Linked DNA regions of Homo sapiens: region 2 is linked to region 1. Evidence: chromatin contacts called from ENCODE Hi-C or POLR2A ChIA-PET data. All regions are on one chromosome and are shown on one strand. Each heading gives the region's core, a stretch centred on a gene start or an enhancer-like site at or near the end of the contact. The rest is flanking DNA. Distances are from core to core; before and after follow the strand shown. Region 1 holds the start of LINC01930 (long intergenic non-protein coding RNA 1930). Region 2 overlaps DPYD (dihydropyrimidine dehydrogenase).

Region 1 (6,689 bases), core at 2,105-4,604:
CAAGTTCCACAGAGTAGAGGCCCCCTGAATATGTAGGTTCATAGAAGGAGAAGCCTCTGTGGGTCCCTGTAAAGACTTAGCACTCAATTTCGCTGTTTCAAGGATCTTGGCGAGTGTCTCTCACAACTAAGCCAGGAAAAGAGGAAGTTCATCTTCCACGGGAGCCACAGCCATCATAAAATGTTAGAGTGGAATGACCAGTGAATGAGTGGAAAATGCAGTGGAAGAGTAAAGTTTAATAGTGACAGTGTATAATCCCTAGACGATCCCTCTACTTTTAACAGACTTTTAATTTTAGAATAGTTTTAGATATAGAGAAAAGTTTCGAAGATAGTACAGAGAGGTCCTATTCATCTCACACTCAGTTTCCATTATTGTACCTTCTTACATTAGTATGGTACGAATATTACATTCATGATCCAATGTTAGTCCATTATCATTAACTAAGTTCCTACCTTACTCAGGTTTCCTTGGCTTTTACCTAATAGTTTTCACTCGTGCAGGATCCCACCAGTGTACCATACTACATTTACTGGACATGTCTCTTTAGGTTCCTTTTCACTGTGGCAGTTTCTCAGATTGTCCTTGTTTTTGATGACCTTTGAGTAGTACTAGTCAGATATTTTGTAGAATCCCTTAATTAGATTTGTCTGGTATTTCTTAATGATTAGATTGGCTAAAGATTTTTAGGATGAAGACTTCAGAAGGAAACTTCCATTTTTATCCCATCATAATACAAGTGTGTGCTAGCAATATGACTTATCACTGTTGATATTAAATTTGTTCACCTGGCTGAGATATTGTTTGTCAGGTTTCTCCACTGTAAAATTACTCTCTTCTTCTATTTCTTTTCATAGTGTATTTTTTAGAATGAAGTCCCTTATGAGAAGACCACATATAATCATTAGAAATAAGAAAGATCAGCGGGGCGCAGTGGCTCATGCCTGTAATCCTAGCAGTTAGGGAGGCCAAGACGGGTGGATTCCCTGAGCTCAGGAGTTCAAGACCAGCCTAGACAACATGGCAAAACCCTGTCTCCACTAAAAATAGAAAAAATTTAGCTGGGTGTGGTGGTGCGTGCCTGTAATCCCAGCTACTCGGGAGGCTGAGGCAGGAGAATCACCTGAACCCAGGAGGTGGAGGTTGCAGTGAGCCAAGATCATGCCATTGTAGTCCAGCTTGGGTGACAGAGTCAGACTCTGTCTCAAAAAAAGAAAAAATAATAATAAGAAAGATCAGTGGTGGTAGGGAGGAGTGACCAGATTGGAGAATAATATAAAATAAGTAGAGTTTGATTTGTGCTTTGAAAAAAAGGTAGGGTTTGGATAGGTAGTAGGGACAGAGGATGGGAAGTTATGCTCCCCCTCCTTATAGCCAAGTACCTACATAGATTATTTGGAATTCTGCATGAAAGCTCTGTTTATTCTCCCCTATTTATTTACTTATTCAATTATTTATTTATATTAATATGGACTGATGGATTTTTTTTATACTTTGAGTTATAATCCACACTACTTTTTTTTTTATTGTTGCTCAAATTTTTCCAGCATTTGACATTGAGAGCTTTTTCATTTGGCTCCAGTGTCCCTTTGATATGCCTCCTTCACTCATCATTATGTGTCTGTGTTTGTGTCTCTGTGTGTGTATGTGTGTTTTAACACTTCCTTACTTTTTGGCACTACAATATGCCCCAAGCTTATCTTGTATATTCCTAGCCTCAGTTTTGGAATCAACCATTTTCCCAGGTAACTTGCTTCCTTCAATTGGAGAAATGTACATTAGAAACAAAGATCTGGGCACTAGGTGTGCTTATTGCTATTGGAGTGTCATTTTTCTAGGTCTTCTCAGCTGACAGAGCAAAAACAAATTTATGTATACTAACCCTTGTATGCACATTTATCTGTAAATATTTCCGTAATCTGCTGTAATATATAGAGGAAATTAAATAATGTGCTAAATTAAACATGAGTTCATACTAATGTCTCTAACTTTAACCCATTGCTACATTGATCATTCTAACCACCCCTAGTGTTTTTGTAACTTCCCACTCCAACAGTGAGAAACCTGGCTTCCACCATCCATTTACTTAATTCTTCAGTTCCAGTGTATATGTATGGTAGTGTCAGAATTGTTAAGCCATAACCCTGCGGGAAACAACTTTGTCAACTATACTACATTGCTTAGGTACCATGTCTTTTGTCACTAGCTTTGTGGACTCCACAAACTTCTGGAGTTGCTTCCATCAGTACCTTTCTCCCTACTTTCTTCAGTGAGGTTATTTCATCCACTTGTAGTAGAGTTAGATTCTTCTGTCACACGTTGCCTTCCATCATGGGATTTCTTAATCTCCTATATGATTTTGTTTTAATTTACATGTGTTAAGCTTTACTGTTGGTGCTATAAAGTTCTATGGGTTTTGACAATTTAATTGTCAAATTAAATTGCATTTAATATATATGCACCATTTAATATGTATGCACCATTTAATATGTATGCCATACCATTTAATATGTATGCACCATTATAATAGCATACAGAAAAGTTTCTTGCCCAAAATATCCGCTGTATTTTTTCTATTTAAACCTGCCCTCTCCTGGAACCCTTGGCAACCACCGGTCTGTTCACTGAATCTATAGTTTTGCCCTTTCCAAATGTCATATACATTGAACTGTAAGTTATGTAGCCTTTCAGACTAACTGCTTTCACTTACTAACATGCATGTAAGTTTCATGCATATTTTTGCATAACTTGATAGCTCCTTCCTTCTTATCACTAAAGAGTATTCTATTGTTTGGATAGACAACAGTTTGTTTAACCTTTCACCTACCAAAAGACATCTTGGTTGCTTTCAGTTTTTGCCTATTATATATAAGACTTCTAAAAACTCGTGCAGATTTGCTTTGCAGCTTTATCATTTAATTTTTTTAATTTAGATATAATTTGCATACCATAAGATTCATCTTTTTAAAATGTATTTTTAAATATATATTTCAGTGTTTCTTAGTACATTCACAGTATTGTGCAGCCATCACCACCATCTAATTCAAGAATATTTTCAGCACCCAAAACCATGTACCCAACAATTATTTCCCATTCTCCCTTGCCTCCGACCCACTAATCTACTTTCTGTCTCTATAGCTTTGCCTATCTGGACATTTCCTACAAATGGAATCAAATGATACATTACCTTTTGTGTCTGGCTTCTTTAACTTAACACAGCGTTGTCAAGGTTCATCCATGTTGTAAACATGTGTCAATCATTCCACTTTATGTCTGCATATTATTCCATTATATGGATATACCACACTTCATCTTTTCGTCAGTTGTTGGACATTTGAATTGTTTCCACTTTTGGCTATTAAGAATAATGCTGCTATAATCATTTATGTACACATTTTTGCATAAACATATATTTTCATTTCTCATGGATATATATCTATCACTGTAATTGCTGGGTCATATGGTAACTCTTTGCTTAACTCTTTGAGGAGTTCCCCAACTATTTTTGAAAGCAGCAGTACTATTTTAGATTCCCTCCAGCAATGTTTGAGAGTTGCAATTTTGCCACCTCCTCACTAACACTTGTTATTGTCCATCTTTTTTATTATAGCCATGTAATGGGTGTGATTTGATATCTCATTAAGATTTTGATTTGCATTTCTCTAATGACTAATGATCATGTGCTTCACATGCAGGTTTCTGTATGTTCATAAGTTTTCAAATCAGTTTGGTAAGCACCTAGAAGCACTATTACTGGATTATGTGTTAAGATTATGTTCTCTTAATTTTTAGTCAATCAAATAAATGTAATCATCTAAAACAACCAATATTTGTGAACTCTCATCTGTTACAAACAATGATAGCTAGCTAGTTGTTAGCCAGAGAGGAAACAGAAAACTCATGTTGTTCTATGTTATTCTTCCCTGAGTGCAAATGATTATTGCACCTTCTAGGGGAGATGACAAGGTGCTGGGGTACTTTCAGGTGTCACAATGACCATGTGTGCCACAAGCATTTAGTGTCTGAGGATGAATCAATATTGTGCAGTGTGTGAAAGAGTCTTGCACAATTAAGAAATGTTCTATTCCTAATGTCACCGAACATCCCAGATGAAATTAATAGACAAATGTAGGAGTCAACAGAAACTGAAAGACAGAAAAGATAGAAGGTAGAGTTCAAAATTTGCAAGTGAAAAAACAAGTATGGAAAGGAAATAGTGGTTAACTGACAACTTTCTGGGACTGATAAGATCTGCTTCCTAGAAATATTTTGAGACTTAAATAATCTCTGAGACCTATAAATGTCACAGTCTTTGAGACTGTTGTTTTTATTTATATTTTGCATCTTCATCCTGACTATCTAACATTATTTAGATTACCTTACTGAGTGGCCTTTGCAGTCAAAAGATGCTAACCAGCACACTTTTTTTTCCTATAAAGGTACGGACAGGGTGGAATTTGAAGGAGGTGTTAAAGTTCCCACTTTACTCTGAAGTTATTCATTATAAGCTGTTAGGACTAACATTTGCATTGTGGTTAAAAAATAACAAGTAATTGTGGTATCTTTAAACATTAACCTGGCAAGCTCATTATTTGGGATGCTTTGACTAATTATTTTTCTTTGTGATGCTAATGAATTGCTTTCTGAGGTCTCATAAAATTATGAAATTGAGGCTAACATAAAATCAAATATTTGGTTAGGAGAAAGTAGCAAGTGCTTTGCATCCTTATTCCAAGTATGTGGGATAGTATTCTAAAGTATTATTCAGCATTATAAACCAGGAATTAACACAGAAAAAATGAAAATTTCTTAATTTAATTCCCATTGGTAGGATATTGTGGTGAAGTGGAACTTTTTCAAAAAAAAAAAAAAAAAAAAAAAACCAAAAAACCCAAGTCACACTCTGTACATACCAAAGTGTTTAATTTCCATTTAGTTGATTTTTGCATGTTACCAAAATGCTAAATTCATTTTCCCCCAACAATTAAAGAATAGAATACATTGTTCTATATTTCTCGCAGCCAACTCAGTAAGTAGTGATTAAGCCTTCTGGCAGTCTGTTCCGTTCATGGCCCCCAGTGAACAAGTTTCCTGGTATTCATCCCCTTGTATAATTCTTTCCCATCGAATCTGGGCTGGACCAATGACATGCTTAATCAAAAGAACATGTCAGAGTGCCAGTTCCAGGACCAAGCTTTAAAAGGTCTGGAAGTTTTCACTTTTGCACTCATAGGAGCTCTGAGCCTCCAGGCAGAAATACAGCTATGCTTCTGGAAAGGGCATGTGAGAAGCACCAAGCAGAATGAGAGAACCTGTGACTACATGGAAAAAGAAAGATGCCTAGCTCTCTCAACTTCCCGACCTGCCCACCGCAGAGTTACCAATTGAATTCACCCACAGAAGTGACCAGCAGCAAGACAAGCAGAAGAATCAGTTGCTGAGTCCAGCACAGACTGCAAAATTGTAAACAAATTAAATAGTTGTTGTTTCAAGCCAGTAAGTTTGAGAATTTAGTTTTGAAGCAATAAAAAAACCATGGCACCTGCTATATATCCAGCACTACATAATTTGACAAGGAAGCACAAAAAAATAGAAAATGAAGGAGTGATGAACGTTTGACTTCCAGTTGTTGAGCTGGATTATGGTGTACTACATCTTTTCTTTTTTTCTTTCTTTCTTTTTTTTTTAGACGAAGTCTCTCTCTGTCGCCAGGCTGGAGTGCAGTGGCATGATCTCGGCTCACTGCAACCTCTGCCTCCTGGGTTCAAGTGATTCTCCTGCCTCAGCCTCCGGAGTAGCTGGGAGTACAGGTGCATGCCACCACGCCCAGCTAATTTTTGTGGGTTTTTTCTTTTTTCTTTTTTTTTAGTAGAGACGGTGGGGGGGTCCATGATGTTGGCTAGGATGGTCTCTATCTCTTGACCTGATGATCCACCCACCTCGGCCTCCCAAAGTGCTGAGATTACAGGTATACATCTTTTCATAAGAATTTTGGAAATTATGTTTTTATCAGTAATATGTTTCAGCTACATTTCAGATTATCCAAAATATGGCTGGAATATTAATTATACTTAGCATTTTTTAGGCAAATGAATTCTTCAACTTCCAACAAGTAACTTATCAATGAACTTTGGGAACATATTAATTTACTGGGTGTTACTGGTATCATGACATGCAATCTTTCAAGGAATAATTTCCAATTATTACAATAAGTCAAGCAAGGGAGAAATTTGGACTTGCTGTGTGATACAAGGAAGATGCAACACACTCAGTTTCAGGAACTGATCGGAAGGAAAGGGTCGGAATGAGCCAGGCATAAAAGAACAACAAAAACATTCTAGTGGAGGAAGCCGCCATCTTAGAAGGGTACACAGGATTTGGTTTATAATCACACTGGATGGTGAAAAGGATTTTTATGAAATTACTCAAAGATAACAAGGAAATTACATGGTTAGGTCATGTTTTAGAATTATGAATTTGGCAGCAATTCATAGTAGAAGAGGGAAAGATTAGACAAAATCTTTAAAAGACTTCCTGACATCCAGTATTTTCAGTAGCTTTCTCCAGTATTCAAAAGAGATTTTTTTTAGTTCACATTTTATATTTTCAAGTGTAAAATAATGAAATAAATGGCAGTAAGTACACTTATTTTGCAGTTTAGTCAAATGTTTTCACATGATGTCATAATA
Region 2 (6,689 bases), core at 1,355-3,854, 41 kb before region 1:
AATTGTTTCATATATTTTGTTTCTTTTTTATTGTTTCAGGTGGAAATGTGTACAGGAAAGAACCTGATAGGCCTGAGTTGCTCAAATCCTGAGCAATATGGTTTGACTGTGTCCCCAACCAAACCCACCTTGAACTGTAATAATCCCCATGTCACACGGGTGGGGCTAGGTGAAGGTAACTGAATCATCAGGGAGGTTTCCCCACACTGTTTTCATGGTAGTGAATACGTCTCATGAGATCTGATGGTTTTCTACATGGTGGTTCCTCTGCATAAGCTTTCTTGCCTGCCACCATGTAAGATGTGCCTTTGCTCCTCCTTTGCCTTCCAACATGATTGTGAAGCCACCCCAGCCATGTGGAACTCTGAATCCATCAAACCTCTTTCCTTTATAAATTATCCAGTTTCAGGTATGTCTTAATCAGCAGCGTGAGAACAGACTAATACACTAAGCATTCCCAAGAAAGGCTTGTTTTCAGAAGAAGTGGCCCTCAGCTCACTCCTAGGAACCAAGCTGTGACTATTCTGTCAGACAAGAGTGTTTTGTTTTGTTTTTTTTTTTAATGCCAAAGGCCTTGGGCCACGTTGTAACAGTTGGCTAGTTTACATTAACAGTGTGATTAATGATGAGTATCTGCTTTTTCTCTGGTGGTCTGAACCTTGAATAACTGAAGTCAGTCACACAGCACTATATGTATACATGACTAACACGCAATTAAAAACCCTGGATACTAAGGTTTGGGTGAGCTTCCCTTATTGGCAACTCTTCACATGTTGTCACACATCATTTGCTGGAAGAATTAAATGTGTGCCATGTAACTCCATTGGGAGAGGACAACTGAAAGCTTGTGGGTGACTTCCTCTGAACTTTGACAAATGCGCCTTTTCCCTTTGTTTCTTTTAATTTATTCTTTCACCATAATAAACTATAACCATGAATACAACAACTTCTATATCCTGAGGGTATTTATAGTAAATCAATTGTGCCTGGAGGTGGTCTTGGAACCCCCAATACAAAATGTACATCTATTCCCTAGTGTCCCACCTTGAGTGTATGCAGAATTCCAGTAAGAGTATCATACTCTAGTGGCCACTCCTTCACATGGCTTAATTTTATAGAGCACCTGGACAAACAATACAGAAAAATTTTCAAAATGGCAATACGTAATTTCTTTACTCACTTTTATATAGGAATCTTAGGTAAATGTATTAGAGATTGATACGTGGTCATGGGACCATGGGCTTTAAAGTAGAAAAAGTTAACTTATCACAGATACTCCTGAATAAATCAGCTGCATCAGAATATCTCAGATTTCCCTACACATCTATCAATTATACATGGATAGGCCTTGGGAATCAATCAGTTTAACAAATGTCTGTGGCAGACTTTGCAGCTCTCCTGCCTCAGTATGCACTCCATCCTTCCTTCTTAGTAGCAAACCCCTATTACATTTTGGGAGCCATAGTTCTCAGCTACAGACTATAATTCCCAGGCTTTGACAAGCCATTCAGCTAAGTACCAGGAAATAATATGCATTTAGAAGTGTGTATCTTTTAAGGAGTCTCATTAAAGGGAGAGGTATACCTTGTTTTTCCTGTTCTTCTCTGCTTTTGGAGCTCTAGCTGCTAACTTCAACAGAGAGGTGAACTTGAGGATATCAGAATGGAAAGACAGAAACCTGTTGACAACAAAAAGGTGCTATACGCACTCTAGTATCTATCTCTGGACTTCTTTTACATGAGGAATAAATAAAGTTCTGTCTTCTTTAAGCCGCTTTTAGCAATTTTTCCCATGTTATACCCCAACACCTGGTTTTTACAGTGCCCAAGGTGATTCTGGTGGTCAACTAGGTATGGGAAGGACTGATAGTCCAATCAACAAGGCAAAATATTCAAAACCAGGGTGCATGGAAACTTCAAAATAAAAGCATTTGGCTTATGTACTTAAAAGATAAGTGGGAAATCACATCAGCTTAAGTATTTTTCTTGAAATCCATCAAATGTCAAAAATCCTAAACCAAAACTTACTCATTTCAAAGAATGATCAATGGAAATTTTATTGTGCCAGCACAAAAAAAGTAATTCATTTTCATCTCCATTCATTGACTGCTAATAGGTTTCTCCATTTTAACTGACATAATTTTTTTACAATATAGCATAATGATGTGAATAAAATATATCCAATGCTCCTTTGCAAACTGTTTTTTGAAAATCTCCCATGCACACAACTCCCTCCCCAAAATCCACACTTCCAACCAGTCTGTTAAATCCCTCCCTCCTATCAAGCCGCAGTAGATAACACATTTCTGTGCTCCCAAGATACACCATGCAAAACACCCTATCTCTATTAATATTCTAACTTGATTTCTGGATGTGTTCTCAGTCTAATATATACTTCAACAATAAGACAGTTTAGCAACTTTTTATCAAAATTTTATAATGTCTTTTATTCGAAAAAAATTATATTAAAAAATGATATAAGAACATTTTTTAATGTTCTTATATCAGATGACTATTTGGTAATACCTGATGTTGAATGAGAGCTTACAGTATGCCAGGCACCCCTTCAAGTGTTTTTCAAGTACAGATGAGAAAACTAAATCACAAGGAGATTGAGTAACTTCCCCAGGAAGTAACAGAGATTCTTAACCCACATATTTTGGCTTCAGATTATGGACTGTTATTCACTACTCTGTACTTCTTCTATGGGCAGCTAATATTAGTTTCATTTTAATGTAGTAACTCAACGATTGCTGCATATTCACTGTAAATACTGAAATCAATTTTGCGCTGGTGCAGCTACAGAAACAAGACCTGAAATAAGTCAGATTAAAGAAAAGTCTATTATATGCTGATTAAGCCACAATATATACCAAACTTCCTGGTACACATTGCTTATATAGTGTTACTTCAAATGAAAAGAAAGAGACAAACCTCAGAAATATTGTTAAGGAAGCTCTAGCAGGACTTGATAACAATGAGTATAGGTTGTAAAGAGACAGAAAAGTAAATACACCTCCCATATTAACAATTTGTGATTATAAGGGGAATAGTATGCACAGAAAATAAAAGTTGGGATAGAAAACTGGCTTAGAAAAAAATATTTAGTACTGTTTGGCTCATCACTTGAATAATGGTGTCATCTTACAAATGACATATAAGCAGCAACAATAACAAAAAACTGACAGTGAAATACAGCATGTCTCCAGTGCCTTTCAATTAATTGTTGGATTTGAATTAAGTTCACACATCTTGTCTAAAAAGCTAAGATTTTTCTTTAATTGTAAAAAAATCACAGATGCTCTGGTATCAAAAATACATTTACCATTCAGAAATGTCAGGTAATGCTACTTCCATTAAAATAGAAATTCTGGGTTTAATATTTATCAATTTATAAAATAGTTTACATATATTATTAAACCCTCAAATTCTTGTATTCCAATTGAAATCCACATAGTCTAAAATTCTCTGCTTATATGCCTGTCTGCCCCACTAGCCTTTCAGCTTACTGAGTATGATGACTGGCTATTACCCTTCTCAGTATCTCCAGGAACTTATATAAGGCATAAATATAGAGACTTGCAATAAATTGAATTGTATCTCCTTAGAGTGTAAGAGCCACAAGGGACCTCTATTTACAGATGCGCCTAGTGAAGTAAAAGAACAATCCATATTAAAGACTGAGTCAAGATTAGAACCAAGTCTCCTAACTCTATGACATCACCACACTCATACAAAAATATCACTACAATGAGGCTCCTGAATACTTTGAATTATCCATGACTTTACATTGCCTACGAGCCTACTTCTGATAAGAAACCATACTTGAAAGTAGCATAAGAGCAAGAATTAGAAGATGCATAAATAATATAGACCAGAGAGGCATAAGAGGTCAGAAGTTCAGTGTTTTGGATTTACTGGGTAAAACTGGTTTTCTTTAATTTCCATAGGAAAGATTACAGGATGCCCACATGTCAAGTAATTCTTTAATCATTAAGTTTGCTGTTTCCATTGAAATGTTATTCATCTCAAAGATATGTAAATTATCACCATCACTTTAATACAATGCTTCCTACACTTTCTCTGTCATTTTAAAGATTAAGACTGAAAATAAATTAAAAGCAGGGGTATGTTGCTATATAATAAGAGGTAATTTCATCAAATTAGTAACATTCAGATTCTAATGAGATTTCTTTATTATTTTAGACACAGAATATTTTCCTAAAGGAGCATACTAAACAAAACAATCTACCTTTTAAGACTTTTCTTAAATGGAGCATACCACTAGAAAACAAACAGCTATTATTTTTCATTTCAATCTAAATAACTGCAATAACTTCCAGGTGTTTAGAAAGAGGTACCTCCCAACACTACATAGTTCCACGCTTTCTTTAAACCTTCCTAACACTTAGACTTACTCAAAGATATAAACATTATTCCAAAGGATGATAAATATTGCATCGTAATTAAGGTTACTGGGCTGGCACAGAAGAGAATTTGACTTAATGGGAGACTTCTGTGATGGAAATTAATAAGTTTGCCACTTAATTACAAACAGTGTGGGTTGTGAGCAACATTCATACTATTTACACACTTGTTAAGATTTAAGTAAGAAAAGGCTTGATAATACATCTCTTATTTACTACGAAGCAAAATTAAAACTTGAAAACTAGAAACAATCTATATTTAACAATATCACAAAGAATGAAATAGCTCCGATTTCTTTTGCTTTAAAATTTGTTTTACTGAATATAATACATATTTATTTTTAAAAGTTTTAATCCGAATGAATGATAACCCCCTAAAATGCAGGTTATAGAGCTGGATGAAGCATGTGAAAATTTTTAGAAACGTATGTAAATGGTGTTTCTCACAATTTATGGATCAGTTCTGTCTATCAATTCCAAATTTGAGTTTTTGTCATAACCAGAATCTTGAAATGGTCAAAACATGTTGGTCTAGCAAATCAATATCTAACATGGACAACGCTAAGTAAATGTCCTTGGTTATTAAGTTAATTATATATTAACATATAAGTATGTTTAATATCAACAGTATCTTTTTAAAACTATTCCTTAGAAAATCTTTCTTGATACTGTCTTACAATTCATCTTTTTTCACATTCAGGCCCATTGTTTGGTAATTTTAAATTACTTCAAACTATACTAGAGGAACTAAGAAATCCAAATATCTAGAGTTTTAAAATGTTAATTCAAACTTTAGGCAGCCTTTTAAAAAGCTGCCTTTCCAAGACTGCTAGGCAAATGGCCAACAACAACATTTTAACTGTCCAAAAATCTGACGGCTGAATAAAAATTTGAATTTTACTAGCAAATGAATTAAGAGAAACAGCTAAAGTGTTGCTTCTAGAAAGGGAAATAGGAGAAGATGGAGAGGGGTGAGGTGAAAGCTAGACCCAGTGGGCACTGGAGAGAGGATAGCTAACATCTATTTCCAACTCCCTATTCTTAGGGAGGGCTTAAAATCAGCAACAGAGGCTGTATTTACCCCAGGGTAATCAGGAAGGGCTACACATCAGGATGTCCCTTCTCTGCACCATCCCTCCCCTAACTCCCATTTACTAGTTTACCATCATATCACTGGGAGGAATAGAACCACTATTCCACAAAGTTGTTTGTTTATTTTTAAATGTTTATGATATGCATGTACTATCATGATGGAAATCAAACACATTTAAAGATGTCATTATTAAAACAATGGAATAATTCAGAAATGATTATACAGGATCCACTGGGTGGCAAGGTAATCATAACATTTCAGTGACAATATCTTAATCATAATGGAAGTGTGGGAGACCAGAATATACCTTCCCAAAATATGAAGGGTTATTGCACTGAAGGCAGTTAAGAAGAAACACAGGAGAGTTCTCTGGCCTCCCTTTATTTGCCTAAAAGCAGTAGATAGATTTACAAAGAAAATGGTATCCTGCCCACCTCTCTACCAAAAAGAAAAAAGGTTAACCACCAAAGACAGCTTTAGACCCTTATCAGCCTAGCAACAGTACCAGAGGAATTTATATTAACAAGTTTTACTAACTTTTGTCTGCCATGCATTTGCCTTCTCCTCAAGTTGCCATCCTTTGTCTTTTCAGTTCTCTAAAAATGTACTGTTCTTTGTTGAAGGAGCTATTTCAAAACCACTTCTGGGAAAACTACTCATTCTCTGGGTATCTCCCATGTACTTGTGAAATATATATGTTAATCAGCTTGTTTACTTTTCTCTTGTTAATCCATCTTTCATAATAGGGGTATGTTCCAACTAAGAACCTACTGAAAGTTATTACTCCCTTACAGTTTGTACTCAAAATTCCATATCAATCCAAATCAGTTGCCATGGGTATTAAAAGGCACTACTGATCTTGAGTAATAGCAAGGGCACCTGCATAGTCAATGTAATCTAATTTCTCCAGGAAAGTTGACTTACACAATTAAAGTTACCAAACCTAAAATTATATTTATTTTAAGCCCAATATATGTTTTTATGGAAGTATACTATTTTAGAATTGATAAAATAAAGAATTTCATAGATTCTGGATTTATTTCACTTTCAGATTAACTGAGAACTAGACTAGAATTGCTTTGTTTTGAACACTGTAGTGCAAATTATAATTACCCAATATGCACCTCTAACTATTTGCTCCTGTAGCATAATTAATTCAAAATTATACAG

Evidence for each region. Hi-C counts contacts between places; a loop is a spot of excess contacts on that map. ChIA-PET counts read pairs that join two places held with the same protein, here RNA polymerase II (POLR2A). Pooled maps may share reads with other maps.
Region 2: a map of CD8-positive, alpha-beta T cell shows a loop between it and region 1 (2.0-fold over the local background). The contact joins the enhancer-like site here to the promoter of LINC01930 in region 1. A Hi-C loop is called at or near these places in 2 of 168 maps with a recorded cell type or tissue (CD8-positive, alpha-beta T cell and endothelial cell of umbilical vein) and 2 of 50 pooled maps. POLR2A ChIA-PET finds 5 or more read pairs at or near these places in 4 of 52 experiments (PC-9, activated CD4-positive, alpha-beta T cell, activated CD4-positive, alpha-beta memory T cell and 1 more).

The regions. Positions count from the first base shown.
Region 1 is chr1:97,938,386-97,945,074 of GRCh38, forward strand. LINC01930 (long intergenic non-protein coding RNA 1930) reads right to left here and starts at 3,355. Exons shown (of 2, transcript NR_146275.1): 1 at 3,188-3,355.
Region 2 is chr1:97,898,552-97,905,240 of GRCh38, forward strand. All of the region lies in intron 1 of DPYD (dihydropyrimidine dehydrogenase), which reads right to left. Among named protein-coding and RNA genes, the nearest start is that of DPYD, 19 kb to the right of the region's middle. Within about 2 kb of position 2,605, at least 3 of the 41 ENCODE cell types and tissues checked have a DNase peak (open chromatin) inside an H3K27ac peak, as active enhancers do; they include endothelial cell of umbilical vein, where a contact is called at or near this core.